Regions from separate parts of the Mus musculus genome. Here region 1 is linked to region 2. The links are chromatin loops, found by intact Hi-C in ENCODE. Cell type or tissue: left cerebral cortex. All regions are shown on one strand. Links, peaks and the distances in the headings refer to the core of each region. The heading gives the core; the rest is flanking DNA.

Evidence for each region. Hi-C counts contacts between places; a loop is a spot of excess contacts. Peaks named below come from ENCODE experiments on the same cell type or tissue, not always from the same donor. Only the 100,000 strongest peaks of a DNase experiment are listed, where the experiment ranks them.
Region 1: it touches region 2 in a loop (3-fold over the local background); 21 of 42 quality-filtered maps call a loop at or near these places.

What each region holds. Positions count from the first base shown.
Region 1 is chr9:121,474,083-121,484,198 of GRCm38, forward strand. Trak1 (trafficking protein, kinesin binding 1) reads left to right here. Exons shown (of 16, transcript NM_175114.3): 16 at 1-837. Among named protein-coding and RNA genes, the nearest start is that of Gm38661, 13 kb to the right of the region's middle. In left cerebral cortex, for the core only: CTCF peaks have their summits at 3,384 (motif pointing right) and 5,557 (motif pointing right); DNase peaks (open chromatin) are centred at 1,410, 1,885, 3,402 and 5,560; H3K4me3 peaks cover 622 bases; H3K27ac peaks cover 403 bases.
Region 2 is chr9:121,665,112-121,675,227 of GRCm38, forward strand. It overlaps Vipr1 (vasoactive intestinal peptide receptor 1), which reads left to right. Exons shown (of 13, transcript NM_011703.4): 8 at 37-97; 9 at 341-410; 10 at 698-789; 11 at 3,323-3,452; 12 at 3,648-3,689; 13 at 4,263-7,843. The coding sequence ends at 4,454. Among named protein-coding and RNA genes, the nearest start is that of Vipr1, 27 kb to the left of the region's middle. In left cerebral cortex, for the core only: CTCF peaks have their summits at 3,072 (motif pointing right), 3,271, 4,456 (motif pointing right) and 6,432 (motif pointing left); DNase peaks (open chromatin) are centred at 2,049, 2,302, 2,954, 4,485 and 1 more place; H3K4me3 peaks cover 220 bases; H3K27ac peaks cover 2,007 bases.

The sequences.
Region 1 (10,116 bases), core at 1,300-6,299, 190 kb before region 2:
GTCCCCTCATCCCATTTCTGCCCATAGGAAAAGATCAGAGGTGCTTATGAGTGGAAGAAGTGTGAGCAAGTGAGCGTGGCCTGGGCCTGCTGCTGTCACCTGTGCAGTTATGAATTTTTATTTATTATCCATGTGTGCTGTATTTTAATCAGATGCCGTCTCCGCTTCCAGCTCAAGCCTCTGTGTGTGTGTGTGTGTGTGTGTGAGAGAGAGAGAGAGAGAGAGAGAGAATCCAGCCCAGGTATATTATTTATTTACTTTTGTCTGAGGATGGCTGTATGTCTGTGTGTCACATGGTCACCTGCCCCAGACATCGGTGGAAGGATAGCATCCTGTGTACAAGAAATTGTCACATGAACAACTCCCCCACCCTCAGCAAAAGATGTGTCCTTGAATGGAGGCGGGTCACCTTATGCCCACCAAGGATGCTTTGAGAAGGTCCCCAAGCAGCCAGCGTCAGTCCCACGATTTCAAACTATTTATTCTCCAAACAGAGTGCTGGTTCATCACGTTCTCTGCTCTCCTGGCTGCTGCAAATACGTGCAGTCACTTACACTTTATTTGAATGTATTTTAAAGCGGTAGGTAGAAGAGGAAAGGAGGGTGACAACTTTGGCTTGGATGGACCACGTCACGTGTTCAGAGGGGCCTCCCTCCCGTCCACACTGGAAGCGCCAGTGTTAAGAACCGGCACTTTAGAGGTGGTGATAGGATTGTTAGCAAACCGGTGATCAACATTAAGCAACACTACCAAAAAAATCGTGTTGTGATGCGTCAGGATCAGCCACAAGATTTCATTCACTAACGAATATCAATAAAACAAGCTCAAAGATGGAAAGCTTTTGTCTTTTTTTAGTATGTCTGTGTCCACCTGAATGCAATTGCCCTCAGAAGCCAGAAGAGGGCAGTGGATCCCCTAGAGCTGGAATCACCGGTCATTTTTAGCAGGGTATCAGGAACCAAACTCAGGTCCTCTGCAAAGGCAGGATGTGCTCTTCCACCTGAGCTATCTCTCTAGCCTTGGTGTGTACATAGCTTCTCATCAGGAAATTCACCTCTTTAAGAGTTGAAGGCATTGTTTTGGGGGGCATGGTAAATGAAAGGTATATACCCCCCAGTCTCTCATCCCTCCATCCTTTCCCAACATAATAGCATTCCATGGACAAGTTCCCTGCAGGACCCTGATGCACTCTTCAGGGCTGTATGCTGCTCCACTGAACACAAATTCAATCCTGTGAACATACTGGTCCTTCTATGAGCCAGTCCCCTACAGGCAGTCACAGAGCTGATTCTCATCTTTTATGACTAAAACACAGTAATCAAAGCCGCCTTGTGTAAGAGATTCCCCACATGGGTATGACGTCACAAAGAGAATCACCAGAGAGGTAGTGTCAAATTTCCTCCCATAGAATGCTGCTGATACTCTTAGGAACCAAGAGTGGTAAAGGCTACCAGCAGAAGTGTGAAGAGGGAAGACTAAACTCACTGTGCTGCCTCTGGAGGTAGATGCTGGGGGGAGCGTGGCATCATGAGTGCCAGGGATGCTGGCATGTGGCATGAGTGTTGGACATTGGGGTCGTGGCATGAATGTCAGGGACACTGGTGTTGAGCAAATTGCCAGGTTCAACCATTTCGTAATGATGACCTCAAGCAAGCCACTCACTGTCTTTGGAGGCCTCCACCCTTTTAATCTGTAAGGAGGGGGCGATAGCTCTACCACGTGAGAACAGAGAAAGCAGCTGGTGAGGGGCAGAGTGTGTTTTGAGTAGGGACAGCCAGTGAGGCAGCCCACTGGCAGGTAAAGGCGGTGAGAGAGAATTTACTTTTTCATTGCTGTGACCCAGTACCTGACAGGAAGCAGTTAAAGGTGAGGAGATACTGTTTTAGCTTGCAGCTCAAGAGAATACAATCTGTCTATCACAGTGGGCAAGGATGGGGGCAGGAGCATGGGAGACATCTGGTCACATTGCACTGCCAGACAGGGAGGGAGGCTGGGCCAGCAAACCGCAAGGCAAGGCCAGCCACATCGACCACTTCTTCCAGTGAGCCGTGGCATACTTAAGGCTCCTCCGAAACCGTTCCAAACAGCCAGGGACCGAGTGTTCAGACAGAGAGGAGAACAACCATAGAAGGGGTGGCAGGCCCTGGTGTCACCCTGGGTTCCTCTCTTCCTTCACATACTGATGCAAGAGGGGTTCACCCTCAGCATCCCAAGGTTGCGGAACAGGAAGTTCTCTGCTAAGCTACAACTTGCAGGGAAAGAAACTGTTTATGCTAAGTCGATGTGGCTTGTGGATGCTACAAGGGACCCTCTGAGTTAGGACCCCGCGTCTTATCTTAAAAACATTATTTTCTCAATTCTTTGAGAATGTCATACAATGTATCTTAATCCTATTCACTGGCAACTTCATAACTCCTCCCATATCCACTTCCCTCTCCCCACCCTCCCAAATTCACGCCTCACGCCCAGCTCAGGTTGTCCAACCCAAGGACAAGAGTCCCTAAAAAGGCCAGTAGGAGAATCAGGAAACAAAGATGTCAAGTTCTTGGCTTTGAACTATGAGGGAAGAAAAGGCTAAGTACACAGTTTGATGTGAAACCAGACCTGGAGAGGAAGCTTGCTGGACCATTGCTTACTTGCTTTCTCTCTCTCTCTCTCTCTCTCTCTCTCTCTCTCTCTCTCTCTCTCTCTCTTTCTCTCTCTCTCTCTCTCTCTCTCTTTCTTTCTTTCTTTTCATTTCTCTCCCAGTCCGGTGTAATCTTCACCCTACCGGCTCCTAGGTTCACTAGTCAATTACTATGTCAAGAACTGAGTGGTTGGAAGTTCTTGCAGCAGACAAGGAAAGGGAGGGGTTGGAGGTTCGCAATATTCATTATGCATTTGATTCCCCTTTTCTAGTGGTCTGAATTCCAGGTTATGGGAAAAGCCTGGAATGAGTCTTAGGAGCCAAGGACAGAGGATCCAGTTTTACAGGGGCTAGGAAGGAAGGCGTTACACAGCCCCACCCTAAGGCTCACTTCCACCACAGGGTTACGATTCCCTTGAGCAATGGGGAAGGAGAAATGGCAGCAGATGGGTCTCAGCAGAAAGGTGTCCAGCCGTACGTAGATGTGAGGACTCACTACCACGCACAGTCCGGGAGCAGGAAGGGAGGTGAATCCAGGAGCCTTGTGGATGGGACCAAAGAGAATAGCAGAAGCCTCCCCTTCAGGTCTAGCAGTACTGCATTCAGAGCTTGATACCATCTTGGAGAAGGCAGACAGAGGGAGGCATCAATATGAATTCCCCGAAGCGTATAAAGGGGGTTGAAGAAGAAAATGATGCGTGAGCTCCTGGTTCGATCATAGCCCAAGAGGAGTTTGTTTTCACGGCCAGTAGAGGGCGCTCAGAGATAAAAGAAGGCCTGTTGGCACTGGGCCCTGGATAAGCGATCGCCAGATGGGACTTTTGCTCGCCCCTGAAAAGCAGTTGAGTGCTGGTTTCTGTCTCACTCTTAACCCCACTCGGGCCATCACTTGCAACGGGGCTTTGCTTGGGGTTAAGGTTGGGAAAAACGCCCAGGGAGCAGGCCTGGCTTCTCAGGGGCCTCTCTAGCGGGGGATTGGCTCTCCCTCTTAGAAGCTCCATGCACCCACTTAGCGGCTGCCTCAGACTGCTCTGAGGATCCAGACAGGCTTGAGTGGAGGTTGTGAGGGGGCAGCAGACGTGGTCATGAATGCAGGGAACTGAGTCCCTGTGCTTGGGGCATCAGGAAGTCATGGGGCTAGAGAGGCACAGCAATGAAGAATAGCAAAACTCAGCATCCAATGGGAGAGGAAACACTTCACACACACATACACACACACACACACACACACACACACACACACACACACACACACACACTCGATACCACACCTTGACCATCCAGAAAGCATCTTAGGGATAATTATGAAAATGTTATGTGTTATTAAGATGTTCCTTCAGATGGGCTTGGACATAGGCCCATCTAATGTCAGCTTTATTAATTGTCAACTTGACACAACTTAGAATCACCTGGGAAGAGAGTCTCATTAAGGGATTGTCTACATTTGGGTTGGCCTTTGGGAGTGTGCATGTGCGTGTGTGTGTGTGTGTGTGTGTGTGTGTGTGTGTGTGTGTGTTCATGAGTGTGAGTGCATGTGTATCTTAATTAAGGTAGTCAATATAGCATGATCCAACTCACTGTGGGCAGCAGCGTTCCCTAAGCAGGGGTCCTGAAATGATTAAGAGTGGAGAGGATAAGCCAGGAGTGCAGGTGCTGGTCTGCCTTATCTACCTCAGCTAGGCTTCATTAAGGCCGGATGGTTTTACGGACAACTCATGCCAGGCTTGCTGGCTCTCTAGACACTACAACAGGCCTTCCTGTTTCTGTGTTCTATGTTCACCTTACTCTGCTAACAAACACCTTTGCCCTCTCTTACAGCGAAAACAGAGACACTGCACAGGAGAGCTCCCTGCTTCCTGTGTCCAGACTCACAGACTCACAAGCTTGCTGTCAGCTGTCTTTGATTTTTTTTGGTTTTGTTTTTCATGAAGGAAGCAGGTTCTCCTTCAAGATTCTGACCCATTTCTGCATAAATTCTGAGGGTCTCCTCCTCCCCCCTCTCTTGGGACCCACCTTATTTCAACCACTGTGCCTTGATTTCCCTGCCCTTTAAAAGATTCTTTATGAAGCATTCAACGTTAATGTAAGAGTAAGACAACAAACAGGATATTCTTGGCATTCACACAAGCTAAGCCTCTTAGTTGTGAATGCAAGAAATTGACTCTGGGTGGGTTAGAGCACTGCTTCTCAACCTGTGGGTCGTGACCCTTCCATGTCAACCCTTTCACGTGGATCATTTAAGACTGTTGAAAACACAGATATTCACATTATAGTTCATTACAGTGTCAAAATTATAGTTATGCATAGCAACAAAAATAATTTTATGGTGTGGGGGGGTCACCACAACATGAGGAACTGCATTAAAGGGTCACAGCATCAGGAAGACTGAGAACTGCTGGGTTAGAGATTTTTTTTAAGGTTTATTGAAGGATAGTGATTACATAGGGGAGCCTCCCTAAAGTCAGAGAATCAGACTTAGTGGCCAGGGAGGAAGGAGCATGCCAGCCGATGCCATCACCAGGAGACCATTGTCCATGTGGTCCACACTGCTGACAATGGAGTCCACCGTCATAAACCTATAGCCCACGAGAGGCTGGGGGTGTGGGGCGGCTTGTATGAGCCTATGGCTTAGCTGCAAGAGAAGCGTAGGTGGAGTGGGGAAGCTCTTCCAAAAAGAAAAACAAAACAAAACAAAACAAAACAAACAAACCCTCACGCTTGTCCCCCAAGGGGAGGTTCAGGGCATATGGGAGACACTCAGCCTGTGTTTTGTTCCTTCTAAACCCTGTCTGGGGGCTCAGCAACCTGTGGGTGCTTTGACATGTGAACCGCAACAACACACCCAGCATGGGAAACAAGGGGACCGCGGTTGCACTGATTATGAATTTGCTGTCTCCCTGCTACAGTATGTCGTTTTCCCCTGTCCCCACCACAAGGTGTCACTGTTGTGTAGCAGTTGCATCAGATTGAAGCCTGTTTATTCGGAGGTAAAACAATAGGGTGTCCTAAAAGGAAGGGATATACCCCATCCTGAAGGGAAGCTAGTTAGGACAGGAAGCAAACAACTCAGTGTAGCTTCAGGAAGTCCCTGAAACTGACCAGAATTAGTAGACTTCTCCCTCCCCAAGGGTACACAAGCTGCTCAGGAGAGGCTGGGACCAGCTGAGCCACCTGGGAGCCACCTGGAAAGGACTGTTCTCCACCTGCAGAGAGGCCTGCAGGCTGTGCAGTGTGCTCCAGGCTCCCAGCTTCGTGAGCTGTCACTGTTAGAGTGGGCTTTGGTGATGCAGCTGTCCCTGAGTCATTTCTGCTCCTGTAAGTAACCCCTCACCCATATTCCAATAAGTCTCATTGGTTCGCCAAGCTGGACTTTGGCTCTCCCATACTACTGTTTGTCGTTGGTTCCCTATCTTCTTTTTTTTTTTTTTTTAATTTATTTATTTATTATATGTAAGTACACTGTAGCTGTCCTCAGACACTCCAGAAGAGGGAGTCAGACCTCGTTAGGGATGGTTGTGAGCCACCATGTGGTTGCTGGGATTTGAACTCCTGACCTTTGGAAGAGCAGTCGGGTGCTCTTACCCACTGAGCCATCTCACCAGCCCGGTTCCCTATCTTCTATCTGAGGTTAGTGGACATTTATTTGTTCATATCGCTCCAGGAGTAGTATCAAACAACAGTGGCCACAGCCCTCCTTGCAGGAATAGCATCCAGGCAGCACTCTCCTTGGAGCGCTTCTCAAGACAGCTACATCACCCATCTCAGTTTTATCAACTCCACACCTCTTCCCAAATCCTGCAGAAGAGAGATTCTCTGATTCCTGCCACAGGTACAGAACCCATGTTCTCTAGCTAGGGGAGCGTCTCAGTGCTTGCCTGTGTGTGTGTGTGTGTGTGTGTGTGTGTGTGTGTGTGTGTGGTCCTAGATTTAATCCCCAGGGTGGCAATAATCAAATCCCAACTCTGTACATTCCATCTTTTGAAAACAGAGCCTTGTTAACTGGTTAGCGGTTATGACTTAATTTCTCTGCCACCGGGGTCACACCCACCTCTTTGTCTTTAGCTGACCTGATCTCTTTCCTTGTTGGGAGTAGAACAATTTTCATTTCAAAAAGAGCTGAGCCACATGCACGTCCCAGCATGATACAGATGCACAGTGAAGCCCAGGAGTCAGGGCTGCAGACCCGAAGCCTCCTCGGAAGCAAGGACACTGGTGGGCTGCCATCCTGCAAGGTGGCAAGTCTGCAAGCAGTGCAGAGCAAGCAATTTAAAAAAAAAATTATTAAAACCCCGTATGTGATGGCCTGAAGAGATGGCTCAGCAGTTAAGAGCACTGAATGCTTGTCCAGAGGTCCTGGATTCAATTCCCAGCAACCACACCGTGACTCAAAACCATCTGTAATGGGATCTGATGCCCTCTTCTGGTGTGTGTGAAGACAGCTACTGTGTACTCATATATATATAATAAATAAATAAATCTTTAAAAAAGAAACCCCACATGTATGGCATGTGCATACGTGTATGCACATTCACAAGTGTGTGAGTGTGTGTGCAGTAGTGTGTATGCGCACATGTAGAGGCCAGAGGTTGGTGTCAGACTTATCCTCCATCGCTTTTAAACCTTATTCCTTGAGGCAGGGCCTATCAAGCCAACCCAGAGCTCATCGATGTGGCTGGTCTCAATAGTGAGCTTTGGGATCCCCTGTGTCACCTTCAGAGGCTGAAACTCTGCCGACCAGGAACTTACGTGGGTTCTGAGGATTCAGATTCTGTCCTTAGACTTCCCAGTAAGTACTTAAACCACTGAGCCGACTTTGCACCCTACAGGGTAGGTTCTGAACACATCTTATAGTCAATTCAACAAGATCTGTCAACAGTTTAGGTGGCAGATGTGGAGAATAATCAGACGCCAAGGATCAGGATGCCTAAAGCACCTGCGGGGACGATGGAGTTGCCTCCTGTAGAGCAGGGGGTAGTCAGGAGCTCAAGTTGGCACGTGCTGTGTTTACATGTCCCCAGAGGCAGGCATCCAGATGGAACCAGTCTACCTCTCTGCCTCTGAACTTGACTTGTCGCCCAAGACAGAGAAAGCTGGGGCACTAAGCCTCTGTCTCACACATTGTATCCTAGTGTGCGCCTGCACCAGGTCAACCCAGGAAATCCTTCTCTGTTGTTGTTGTTGTGTATGTAATACACATGTGTATTACATGTTAAAGCATGATCACATGCATGTAGAGGCCAGAGATCAATGTAGATGTCTTCTTCAACCAATCTCCACCTTATACTTAGGCACAGGGTTTCTTTGCTGACGCTGAAGCTCACCAGCTCGCTAGACTGACTGCAGAGTGAGCTGTGGGATCTCTCTGGCTCCATCCTCAGAACACTGAGGTTAGACTCTTGCTGTCATGCTCAGCTTTTATATGGGAGCTGAGGATTTGAACTCAGTCCCTCATCCTTGTAAGACAGGCCCTAGACCCCCAGACCAGTAAATAGCATTTGAGTAAATAGGTGGGAAGAATAAATAACAGCCTCAGAAGGTTGCCATTCAGGCCAAAGGTCACAGTGCCCAGCTTCCACCTCAGGTTTCTTTCCCAGACAGAGGCTGACAATAGCTGTGTTGTCTGTCTGCTATGGCCAGTGTGGACTGTAAACCTGGCTCATTCTTTCATTCATTGTAAATGAAATCTTTCTTCCTGGATGTAGAGAAAGCCCCAGAGACTCAGGAGCCTTGCACACTCCTGGACTCAGCTGTGGGCTCGTTCAGGTGGAAGATGGGGCTTTAAGAAGGTCTGAGTGGCGCATGCCTTTAATCCCAGCACTTGGGAGGCAGAGGCAGGTGGATTTCTGAGTTTGAGGTCAGCCTGGTCTACAAAGTGAGTTCCAGGACAGCCAGGGCTATATACAGAAACCCTGTCTTGAAAAACCAAAAAGAAGAAAAAAGAAAAAAGACTCCAGGGACAGGCGTGTGCAGTGTGTGTTTTATGTGTGGACATGATGTGCATGTGTGCTTGTATGCTTGAGAGTGTGAGTTTGAGTGCATGTGTGTGTGTGTGCTTATGTGTGTGCCTGTGTGTGTATGTGTTACTCCTATCCCTTAGGAAATCTGGATCAGACTCTGGGACAGTTTCCCAGAGTTCCTCTCTGCTCAAGTCCCAATCCAGGTAATCAAGAAGTTCCTGCTGTATAGATGGAACAACAATATGAACTAACCAGTACCCCAGAGCTCTTGTCTCTAGCTGCATATGTATCAAAAGATGGCCTAGTCGGCCATCACTGGAAAGAGAGGCCCATTGGACTTGCAAACTTTATATGCCCCAGTACAGGGGAACGCCAGGGCCAAAAAGGGGTAGGGGAGTTGGGGGGGGGTATGGGGGACTTTTGGGAAATGTGAATGAGGAAAATACCTAATAAAATTTTTTTTTAAAAAGTTCCTGCTGGGTGCTTGTGACAGCCAGCTGTGTCATTTTCCTACTGTCCAGAACACTACCGAACCTACTACAGAAGGAGGATCCCGAGCACTTAAGACTTACCCTGTTCAAGTTTTCTTTCTGTTGGGGTGAAAGACAACGTGACCTAAGCCACTTGGGGAGGAAAGGGTCTGTTTAACGTTACAGTCCACCACTGAGGGATGCCGAGACAGGAGGCTGGAGACAGGACCTGAAGCAGATAGGGGAAACACTGCTTACTGGATCCCTCTATGGCTTGCTTTGTTATATAGACCAGAAGTACCCACTCAGGGCTGGCACCACCCACAGTGGACTGGGCTCTCTTACATCAGTCCTCAGTCAAAAGCCTCCCAGACTGCCCACAGTCCAATCTCATGACTGATGCTCCCTCCTCCATGGCGACTCTAGGTTTGTGTGAGGTTGACACCTAAAGTTGACTATGAAGCACCTTAATTCTGCCGGTTCAGGCTCTGCCCCTGGTGTTACTTCTTCCAAGGAGACTTTGTAGACATCCCGGGCTGTGGTTGTGGTTACAGCTCCCTGTGAGACAGGGCAAAGGTGAAGGTGGGAGCAGCCAGCTTGCCAGCAGCAAATTCTCCAGTTTTTATGCTCTAAACACAACCGTGGATGCGCTGGGCAGAACTTAACATTTTCACTTTTCTGGAATTGTTTTTCCTTCCACTTTTCCTCTACTCAGATCTGGAAGGCAGAGGAAGCTGGCTCGCTAATTAGAAGTAACCATGGTTACCAAGTTGTCTTTAAAATATCTTGAAGAGTTGTTTGGATTTTTGCCCCCCCCCTTTTGGTTTTAATTATACAGAAAGCATTTTATTTGACAGCCATCTTTATTTTCTTTCTGGTGATTGGGTGGTCTTCCGAATTCATTCCTTTTGGTGGTCACTTTAAAAGCTCAGGGACAGAATGAAAAATCACTCATTAAAAATATAATTCCGCAACCTTATAAGATAATTTAATCATCTCAAATTTTCAGTTGGTTGAATAACAAAGGAGGAAAAGTCCTACAGATTTCAACATGGCCTCACAG
Region 2 (10,116 bases), core at 1,832-6,831:
ATTTCCTTCTCTTCCTTTCTCCTTTGCCCCTCACAGGAGTGCCCAGTGTGTTCATCATGATATGGACGATTGTCAGGATCCATTTTGAGGATTTCGGGTGAGCTGCTGTCCCTTCCCTTCCCTCTGGCTGCTATCATTTGGGGGTCAGAGTCCCTGGGCGTGATGCTGCTACCAAGGTTTGGCAGGTAGACAGACAGACCACAGCATGAAGCCCAAAGTAAGAGGCTGGAGGAAGATGTGGGAAGTGGCAGATTCTGGGCTTGGGGGCAGAGCCAAAGGCACCTGGGGGATGGGTTACTCTCAGGCTGAGGACTTCTCTCACCCAAGTCTCCACGTTCAGGTGCTGGGACACCATCATCAACTCCTCACTGTGGTGGATCATAAAGGGCCCCATCCTCATCTCCATCTTGGTAAGCCGTCATCTCACTGCTGAGCCCAGAGCACACAGGAAATGAGGGTTAGGTCAGAAAGGAGCCTCAGGTTTCCATCAACCACCCCTGCATCCAGCGTTCCCCCTAGAGCGGGTAAAGTAGAGGGCGGGTCCTCAGGGATGCAAAGGAGAGTCCCAGATGATTTGCCCCAAAGGGAAGAGCCATCAAGAGGTACTATGGAGGGGTGGACAGCACCGGAGAAGAAAACAACCTACCCCAGCTTTCTCTCTCTAAGTGACCAACATCGCGGGTTTGTCATCCAACAGGTGAACTTCATCCTGTTTATCTGCATCATCCGAATCCTGGTTCAGAAGCTACGGCCACCCGACATTGGGAAGAATGATAGCAGCCCATACTCGTGAGTGTGGGCCCAGCAGCCCAGCTCCAAGCTTCCACCCCGGGTCCTCAGATCACTGCCCTACACATGACCTCACACGCCTACAAGTACCCAGAGCCAGACATTACTCTTCCCCATGGCCAGGCTCAGCATCCCCTGCCCATCATCACCAAGCCCTCCACACCTACATCTGCTCTCCTGATGCTCAATGTCCTTCAGGTTCACACTGCTGCCCTAGGGAGCTTGAAGGGAGTGGAAACCCTGTGCCTGCCTCACACACTGTGCAGTCTGACCTATGCCTGGCAGAGAAGGGAATACAACAGATGCCCAGCAGGAGATGTCCTGGGAGACCCCATTCCACATCGAGGCAACCACATTCAGTATTCCCCACTGATAGCTATCACATCCTTACAGAGATCAGGCACAGGCTGAGAGGTCTCCATGCCTCTGCCCGTGTCACACTCGGGATCCGCAGTAAAATGTTCCCAGCTGTACAAAAGACAGATATGAACTTCCTCAGCCTCCAAAGTTGGAGCACACCACTATGGGCAGGAAGAGAGGAGGCATTTTCTTTCCTTGATGCTGTGACAAAATGCCTGACAGGCAATTTAAGGAAGCAATTAGAAACCGTGCTTTAGCTTCTAGCTCAAGGGCACCACTCGTCAAGGCAGAGACTCGGCTGTAAAGCTTAAGGCAGCCAGTCATCCTGCATCCGATCTGAAAGTGAGAGACGAACACCAGCACTCAGCTCACTTTCTCCTTTCTATTCAGTCTGAGACCCCAGCCCACGGGACGGTGCCACCGATAGTCAGGGTGGGTCTTCCCACCTCAACACCATCCAGAAATCCCCTCTCAGATATGCCCAGAGGTTTGTCTCCTCCGTGATTCTAAGTCCTGCTGGTAATTGATATTAATCATTGCAAGGGCCGTAATTCACTGCTTGAAAAGAGGAGGGGCACTGGGAAGGCCAGCAAGTTTCTATGGAAATCAGAGCTTGCAGGCACGTGAAGGAAACATAAAACATGACCGGGGCACCCTTGCAAAGGCCCGAAGAACCTTTACACTCACAGTGGCAATGGAGAACAGACCCACCATGCAGGCCACCCCACAAGGGCCATCCAGTCCTGGGATCCTAGATGTTCTTAACCTGGCCTCCGTTAGGGGAATCTCAGCTGTGGTTGGAAGATTTCCCACTGGAGGAGTCACGAGCTGCTGGATTTGGGATTCTGTTCTGGAGCCCTGTGACGGTCGGGCCTGAGGCTGACGCTTCCTCCCATTCCTGGTGTGACAGCATTCTGTCCCTAGCAGGCTGCATGGGCAGGACAACCCTCTCTTTCCCAGAAGGAGACGTGCGTGCGGGGCTTGCCCACTGCCGGGAGGCAGCACTCCTGTCCCACACGCGCACACGGGTGTCCTTTACCTCAGCGACCTTGTTTCCCAGAAGTCCAGCTGCAACGGGCTAGAATCTGGGGGACAGAACCCAAACTGGTCGTGGCCAGGTCTGTGTGGGTGAGATGGAAAGGAACAGCTGTCGCAGACAGAAGGGGGAGCTGGAGCTGGCAATCCCCAAGGAGGGGCTGTCAGTTCCCACTCTCAATTTAAAGAAAGCCTCCATCTGTCAGACTCTGAGTATGGGATGGGTTCATGGCCAAAGAGGTGTGGCTGGGAGCCAGGCCCAAGAAGGAGGGAAGGTCTAGGTTGCATCTGCATGGGGTGGGATCTCAGAACCAAGGCAGGAGAGGCAGGGGCAAATGTGTTTCTATCCCACCCACATCCACCCTGACCTATTTTCTGCCAGGGAATTAGGAAACTGTGGCCCTTACCGCCTGGACCAGCTGTGAGGTCTGCTGAGTATACACAGTAGAGGGCCTTAGCAGTAGATAGAGGGAGTGCTGGCCCCGCTGGCACCAGGGCAGAGGGAAGACAAGCTGGCCTTTTGGAGCAGGACTCTGCACTGCTAGAGATGCGGGAGGGAAGCGGTCTCAGGGAAAGAGGCAACCCCTAGAGACAGGGCCACAGAGGAAGAGCAGGAGCCACAAGTGTGCACACACTAACTAATGAGCAGGCCTAACAGCGAGTGCTCCTCACCCTCCTGCACACCGGGCACATGTGGCCAGCCCTGGAGCTGGGAAGGCTCCATTCCTAGGAGCTAGTGTCCTTGGAGACACCCACAGCACTTCCGAGGAGACAGCATCCCCGAAGCGTGACATCGCCTCACTCTTCAGCTGGGGACACAGACCAGAGGGGGGGGGGACCGACCGGGAAGTCTTGCCTCCTGAGTCTTACGTAACACATCATACTTGGTGGCCTTCCTCCAGAAGGGGGAGAAAGAAGGGAGTTTAATTCTCTCGTGTGCTTTCCCCAGGCAAGGAGGTAGGGGGACAGGAGAGCGGTATCACTGACAGACAGGGGACAGGATAGAGTGGGCATGCCGTGGGGATGGGGCAGCCACTGTTCATCCTCACAGGGTCTGGTCACTATTGCATTTGGTATACCCACACCCATCTCCCCATGTGGCTATACATACCCACACCCTACCTCTCCCTGTCCCCAGGAGGCTGGCCAAGTCCACACTTCTGCTCATCCCTCTGTTTGGAGTTCACTATGTCATGTTTGCCTTCTTCCCCGACAACTTTAAGGCCCAGGTGAAAATGGTCTTTGAACTCGTCGTAGGGTCTTTCCAGGTATGAACGTGGGCCTGAGGAATTCACCTCAGCTGCCGTGGGCCCCAGATTCCAGTCATAAGTTCTGGATAAGCACCCCCATTGTGCTCAGTGCTTTCCTTAAGCAGGGGTGAAGGGGCTGTGGGGAAGTGGGGTGGGGTGGGTGGGGCTGGGAGTGCCTGCAGTCCTTTTGCCTCACCTCCTCTTCCTCCTCAGGGTTTTGTGGTGGCCATCCTCTACTGCTTCCTCAATGGCGAGGTGAGTGCCTCCCACATCCTGGTGGGCAGGCTCAGGGTCTACAAACCTCGATGGGATCCTGGAGAGCAAGGGCAGTTAAAAGCTTGCCTCTCTCCAGGGTGGTTCTCAGATTGCAGCGCCCTAGTTGCCTACAGTCTCATTTAAAATGAACCTTGATTGACCCTAGGACCTGAGGACTTAAAGCCTGCACTTTTACAAGCCCTGGGTGGGTTTTAGAGCGGGGATACTGTGCGTATCAGAGGTGAAGAATACTTACAGCTAAATGGGTGTGGGTTATTTGGGAATAAGACATCGAGGGAAGGTGCAGTTACTGCCACAAACAAGTGCGTGCCTGGATGAAAAATTGGGGTACACTCCACAGGCAGCACCCCTCTGCCTCCCTATACTGCATTTTGTGACTTTCTGCATCCCATCTTCCCTCTCTCCAAGATCCTGAGTTGATTCTCTGGCTCCCAGCCCTGTCCCAAGCCTCCCAAGATAGCATCCAGGCCTTTCAACTTAAGTTAGGGAACATCTATAGCCTGCCTAACAACGCTGCTCTGGAGACTAACTAACCACCCTTCCCGCCCCTAGGTGCAGGCAGAGCTGCGACGGAAGTGGCGGCGTTGGCATCTGCAGGGCGTCCTGGGCTGGAGCTCCAAATCACAACACCCGTGGGGAGGCAGCAACGGCGTCTCGTGCAGCACACAGGTGTCCATGCTGACCCGCGTCAGCCCGAGCGCGCGCCGCTCCTCCAGCTTCCAAGCGGAGGTCTCCCTGGTCTGACCGCCAGAGGCCGCCAGGCCCCTTCGCACCCTCCCCACGCCAGCCCCTGGAGCAGAGGTCTGCAGCGACGCCGCTGGCTCCAGCCTTTTGTAGGGACACAATCCTTTGCTGCAGCCAGGACCCGGTCCATGCTAGCTGGAGAGCTGGGAGGTCTAACCCTGGAGGATGCAAGGAGGAACCAGCATCGGACTCCACCACCCAAGGCTGCTCTGCCAGTCATGCGCACAACATCTGCATTCACCTCCTGGAAAGCAAACCGCCTGCCCTCAAAGCTTTGGAACTCTGAGGGCAAAAGGTTCCGCCCCGTCGGTGCCTAGAATTCCACTGGGGCGCTCAAGTCGCTTTGGGTTAAGCGTTGCCATTGAGACTCCTCTCTGAGGATGCAGCCCCCTCCCTCCGTTTATCTGCCAGCTCTTCCGGGTGGGTGAGTTCTTCTACCTCAGGCAGATATGGTTGTGACCTGGAGTTTCAGTTTGGGGATCACAGCTGTGTTGCGGTCCTCCCTCAGGATGGAATTGCCCCAGTGAATCGTCAGACCTGGGAGCTCAGGGACCTATCTCTGGGGAGGAGGGGTGGGGAGAAGGCAGCCCTGCCCGTGCTCACCAAGTGACTTTGTCCATCAAGTAGGACCAGTCCACTAGCCTTATGTACAACCAAAGCAATAGCGAGCTGCCGCCTCTGGGCGCTTATCTACACACCAACCACTGCTGCAAGGGTCAGAGGCATGAGCACACAGGCCCCTTGATCCTGGGCCACCCTGATATCACTGGTAGTGATACTGAGTCCTGTGAGAGCAGGTATCCTTTCCTGTTGCTAAAGACTACCTTTTTTACATATTGTGGTCTGCTGGATTCTCTGGGGGTCGCATTACCATAGATGCTATTGCCACCCTCAGTCTCCAGTTCCTGTGGAGAGTGATTATGTCTGACATAAAAGCCTGGGGAGGGGGCAAGGCATCTTATGCCTCCCTCCATCTTTATAGCGATAATGGCTTCTAATCCAAACTGGTGTCAGCGGGCTCTTCTCAGAGCTGCACCAGGCTTGTATGACAATAAACATTGGCTCTAGCAGGCTTGGTTCCCCTAGCCACTGTGGGTCTCCTGCTTCTTCTAAGCAGCTGTGTCACCTCTGCTCTAGTGAGAGATGACCCTTCTGGCTTTGGGCAGGAGCCCCACACAAGAGCCTTTGATTCACATGTAAATGTGAAGAGGTTGTGACAGGGGTCCGTTGTGACCCTCCCTCCCCTAAACCCATCTGGGAGGAGACAGATTCTGCCTCAGACCAAATCAAAACAGCCAACAGAGCTGTCACAGCCAGCAAGGGTTCGACATCATTCCTGAAAACACAGCAAACAGGAAATGCAGCAACCAGGTCGCTGCTGCCTAGGAGCCAACCAAGAGGGCTCAATAATGGAGATTCCCCAGCACAAGTGAGAAGAGGCCAGTCTGGCTAATGGAAAGGAGTAGACAGAGCAGTGGGGCAAAGCAGGTGACATTGGTTGGTCAGTGAGAGACAGCTAGCTCCCAAGGGTTTGTGCAAACACACTTGTGTAAACTTGTGGGTGTCAGGCTGGTGTAAAGAAGCCAGCATGGGCTAGCAGAGGTTCAAACCTGCCTGCCATACCCCATTCAAAGGCTGCTGCACCCAGTACCAACCCCCTGCCTAAATGAATGGGACCAAGATTTCCCCAGCAGTGCTGTGTTGTGGCACCAGCGTAAGGCGCAGGGCCCTGGGAGAGCAGCAGTTACCAGCCAAGAGGACAAAGTGAGTAAAACTCAAAGTGTGTTCAAGAGAGGACGAGCAGAGTTAGGAGGTGAGAGGCTAATTGGAGGGCATTTCGGAATAAAGAGAGACTTGGGAGGCTTGGGTGAGGAGCTAAGAAAACTTGTGCTGGCATCCTAGGTTAGTGACAGCCCTGGGACTTCCAGGACACCCAGGACCTTTTGGCAGGCGAACTCATCTCTATCGCCATCTAGTGGGCACTTCAAAGACTTGACCAACTTTGGCCACCTTAGGGCTTCCTATTGTCAAGTAGGTCTCACCCTGGGAGACAACCAACAACGAAAGCATGGCTCCATTACTGAGCTCCCAAGAGTGGTGTGTGGACCATACGTAAGGCTTGCCCCACACCTCGCCCTCAGGCCAAACCACTGGCCCCTTGTGAGTCTTGCCTTGACCCAAAAGGACCTGATGGAACCCAGCCCCTGGTGGCTCCTTAAAACTGAACCCTACCCACAATCTCCAAGGACAAAGGCTAGTTAGCTGAAGCGGGTATGGACAGGGATCCGTAAATCTGAGTCCAGAGAAGGTTCGTTCTGTGGGAAAGGCTTGTTCACAGGCAGTCCTCCCACTCAGGACACAGCCTGTCGGAAGAGACTGGATTACCGGCTAGCAGAACAGCACTGAGGTGTTTGAGGGCTGGGAGTGGTCCTAGAATCCCAAGGGAATGTGTTGGGTGTCAGGGACACCCAAGTTTGGGGGGCACTTGCCAGTAGAGACAAAGAGAAGGTCTATCCTTCCGATGAGGCTGAGAGATGGGGAGTGGTTAGTTAACACAGAGAAGGACCCAGGTCTGGAAAGGGTGCCAGGCCATCCACAGGAAAGAGAGGAGGTGAGACAATGGCCTGGTTTGGGACCAGGTGCTGAATGTTGTGTCTGCAGGGTATCTGAGAAGAGCCCCTCTAAGGCGGTTAGAAATTACAACCTAAAGGGACAGAGGGCAGGAAGACCAAAGCAGTCCCTTTGGAAGGAACAGTGAGTGTCCGGGCAAGTCCCCAGGCACCCCATGGGGTGTGCTGGGCACAGTCTGGAGAGGAGACTGACTCAGCCCCTCCATCCTAGCTGCCACACAGGGTCTGTTTTAATGAGCAGTGGCCAGCTTCCCTACCCCCATGTGGGAACAAGAACAGCTCTTATCTCTCTGGGGGAAGGGGAAGGGGCGGGACCACAGCTGGCAGTCATTAAACACCCTGCTCTAGGCAGGGATGGCCAAGATATTAATAGCTTCGGGAGTCTATGGCCCCAAAGACTTGGCCTCCCAGGAAAAGGACAGAGCAACCGCAGCAGGCCAGAGGGATGCGTCAGGAGGCCATCTTGGCAATGCCCCAGCCTCCACACAAGGCAAATGGGATAACCAGAAAATAGAGAAGGAAAAGTCATTGTAGAGGCAGATGCTGAACCCAGCTTTCCAGAACCCCTGGTCGTGCCTCAGATATTCTATATCTTGTCAAAGATGGGGTCATTTGGCTGTGCCCTACCTGGAAACACAAAAAGAGTCGATCCAGTTAGCAGTCCTGATTCCGTCTTGACATATTGTTTATCCTGTATTTTTGCATTAATTTTGATATTTTAAAATACTGCATTAAAATATTATTTACCTTGAGTCCTGAGCTGCTGTTTTGTTTACCCGCTTAGATGCTGCCCCCCTCAGAACTGCCTCAATAGTGTCACACCCTAGCCCTTGTCACAGCCCAGGAGTCTCAGTATCCCTGACTTCCCGGATGCCACTGTGGTGCAAGCATTGGAGCATACAGGCTGGTCATTTGTGTTTCCACAAAGGACCAGGGTGATGCCAACTAGACGGGACAGCCCCAGGGCTAAAGGCTCATGTCAGCGTAGACCCCAGTGTTTCCGCTTTCCTTCTCAGTTAGTGCTCCCTGGTCTGTGAGATGCCTGCCAATGTTTGAGCACCGTTTTCCCAGAAGCCCATCCACAGGAAGGAAGGAGAACACCCTTATCCAGAAAGACAGTCCATCTAGAACTTACCTTCTGTCGAGCACAAGGATGAGGAGGATGGGTCACGAGGTCACCCTGTCAATGTCCACACAGGACCTAAGGGATAATGGGTGTCAAGAGGAGGAATTCAACTTGACATAAACTAGAGACACACAGGAAGAGAAAGTCTCAACTGAGAAACTGCCTCCATCAGATTGGAGCTGCCTCCATCAGATTAGAACTGCCTCCATCAGATTGCCGTCGAGCATGCATGCCTGTGGGGGCATTGTTTTGATGGAGGAGGATCTAGTCCACCCATGGTCACCCCTGGGCCTGTGGGCCTAGGTTGTGTACAGAAGCTAGCTGAGCAGAGGCAGGAGCAAGCCAGTGACATCATTCCTCCATGGTCTCTGTTTCAGTTCCTGCCTCCGATTCCCTCAGTGATACATTTTAAAGTGTTGATTTGATTTGGGTAAAGTGTTTTGTCACAACCACAGAAAGCAAACTAGGACAGACAAGCTTCCATAAAGCAAGTTGATTCATTTTTTAAATCTAGCTCGGTCTCCTTTTGTGGCTCTCTGGGGACATGTGTGGTCTTTGGCTGCCTTCACTTGAGTTGCTTGGTTTATGTGCCTTAGAGCTGAAGACACGGAGCCAGCCATGGCTCAGGGCGGGGACAGGCTTTGGGCATTTTATGCAGAATGAGAGGCAATGGTTGGGGGCAGGTCAGGGAACACTTCTAGACTTGTGGACGGCGCCCCCAACCCCAGAAAATCCCTTCCAATTTCCCTGTTGCTCATCTATTAAACTAGTAGCAAGAAAGCTCTGTGACCAGCCAGAGCCTGCCAGTGGCCACCATACAGCAGCAAGAACTGTCTTCCCCTTCCTGGGGCCATCCAGTCATCGCCAAAGCTTCTCTCTAGGAGAATCCAGGATGCAGAATCTGGGAGGCGTTCCTGGAGCCTTCCAGACCTGACCGCACACAGGACCACAGAGGGGTCTGGAGAAAAGGCAGGATGCCGCAGTGTGGTGGCTTTACAGTACACATACTCCACAGGGAAGTGAGGAAGGTCTATGGCCAGGAAGCAGGAGCGAAGGTTGGAAGTGGAGAAAGACTAACGGAGCCGGCCACCCATAGAGCGACTGGGATTCTGAGGAGCTGGCAGAGCATGCCTGAGGGGCAGAAAAGAAGTGTCAGCCATGACTGTCTTTGCCGTTGCCCAAGGTTCGATTAATTACTCCACTGTTGCTGCAGTAAAACAGATGACCAAAGTAACTTAACGAGGGAGAGAGCCTGGCTTGATGTTTTAGAAGGGAGGAGAGGAGGCTGGAGAGACAGACAGCTCAGCAGTTAAGAACACTTGCTCAGAAGAGGTCCTGCGTTCAGTCCCCAGCACTCACACAGGCTGCTCACAGCTGCCTGTAAGTCCAGTTCTAAGGAGATTTGATGCCCTTTTCTGGTCTCCGCAGGTATCTACGCACACGTGGGATTCACTTAGACACACATATACATAACTAAATCACGTAAAAATATTTTTAAGGGGCTGGAGAGATGGCTCAGAGGTTAAGAGCACTGACTGCTCTTCCAGAGGTCCTGAGTTCAATCCCCAGCAACCACATGGTGGCTCACAACCATCTGAAATGGGATCCAATGTCCTCTTCTGGTGTGTCTGAAGACAGCAACAGTGTACTCATATAAATAAAAATAAATAAATCTTTTAAAAAATATATTTTTAAAATAAGAAATAGAGTTTATCACATCCGGGAAGGCATGAGGACTGGAGCGGGAGGCAGTTGGTTGTTAATCACGAGGAAGCAAAGAGATGACAGGAAGTGGTGCAAGGTTTCAACCCACAAGTGTCACCCCCTGTGACCCACTTCCTCCCAAGAGGCCCTACTTCTTAAACACCTTCCAAACAGTGTCATCAGCTGGGGACAAAGTGCTCAA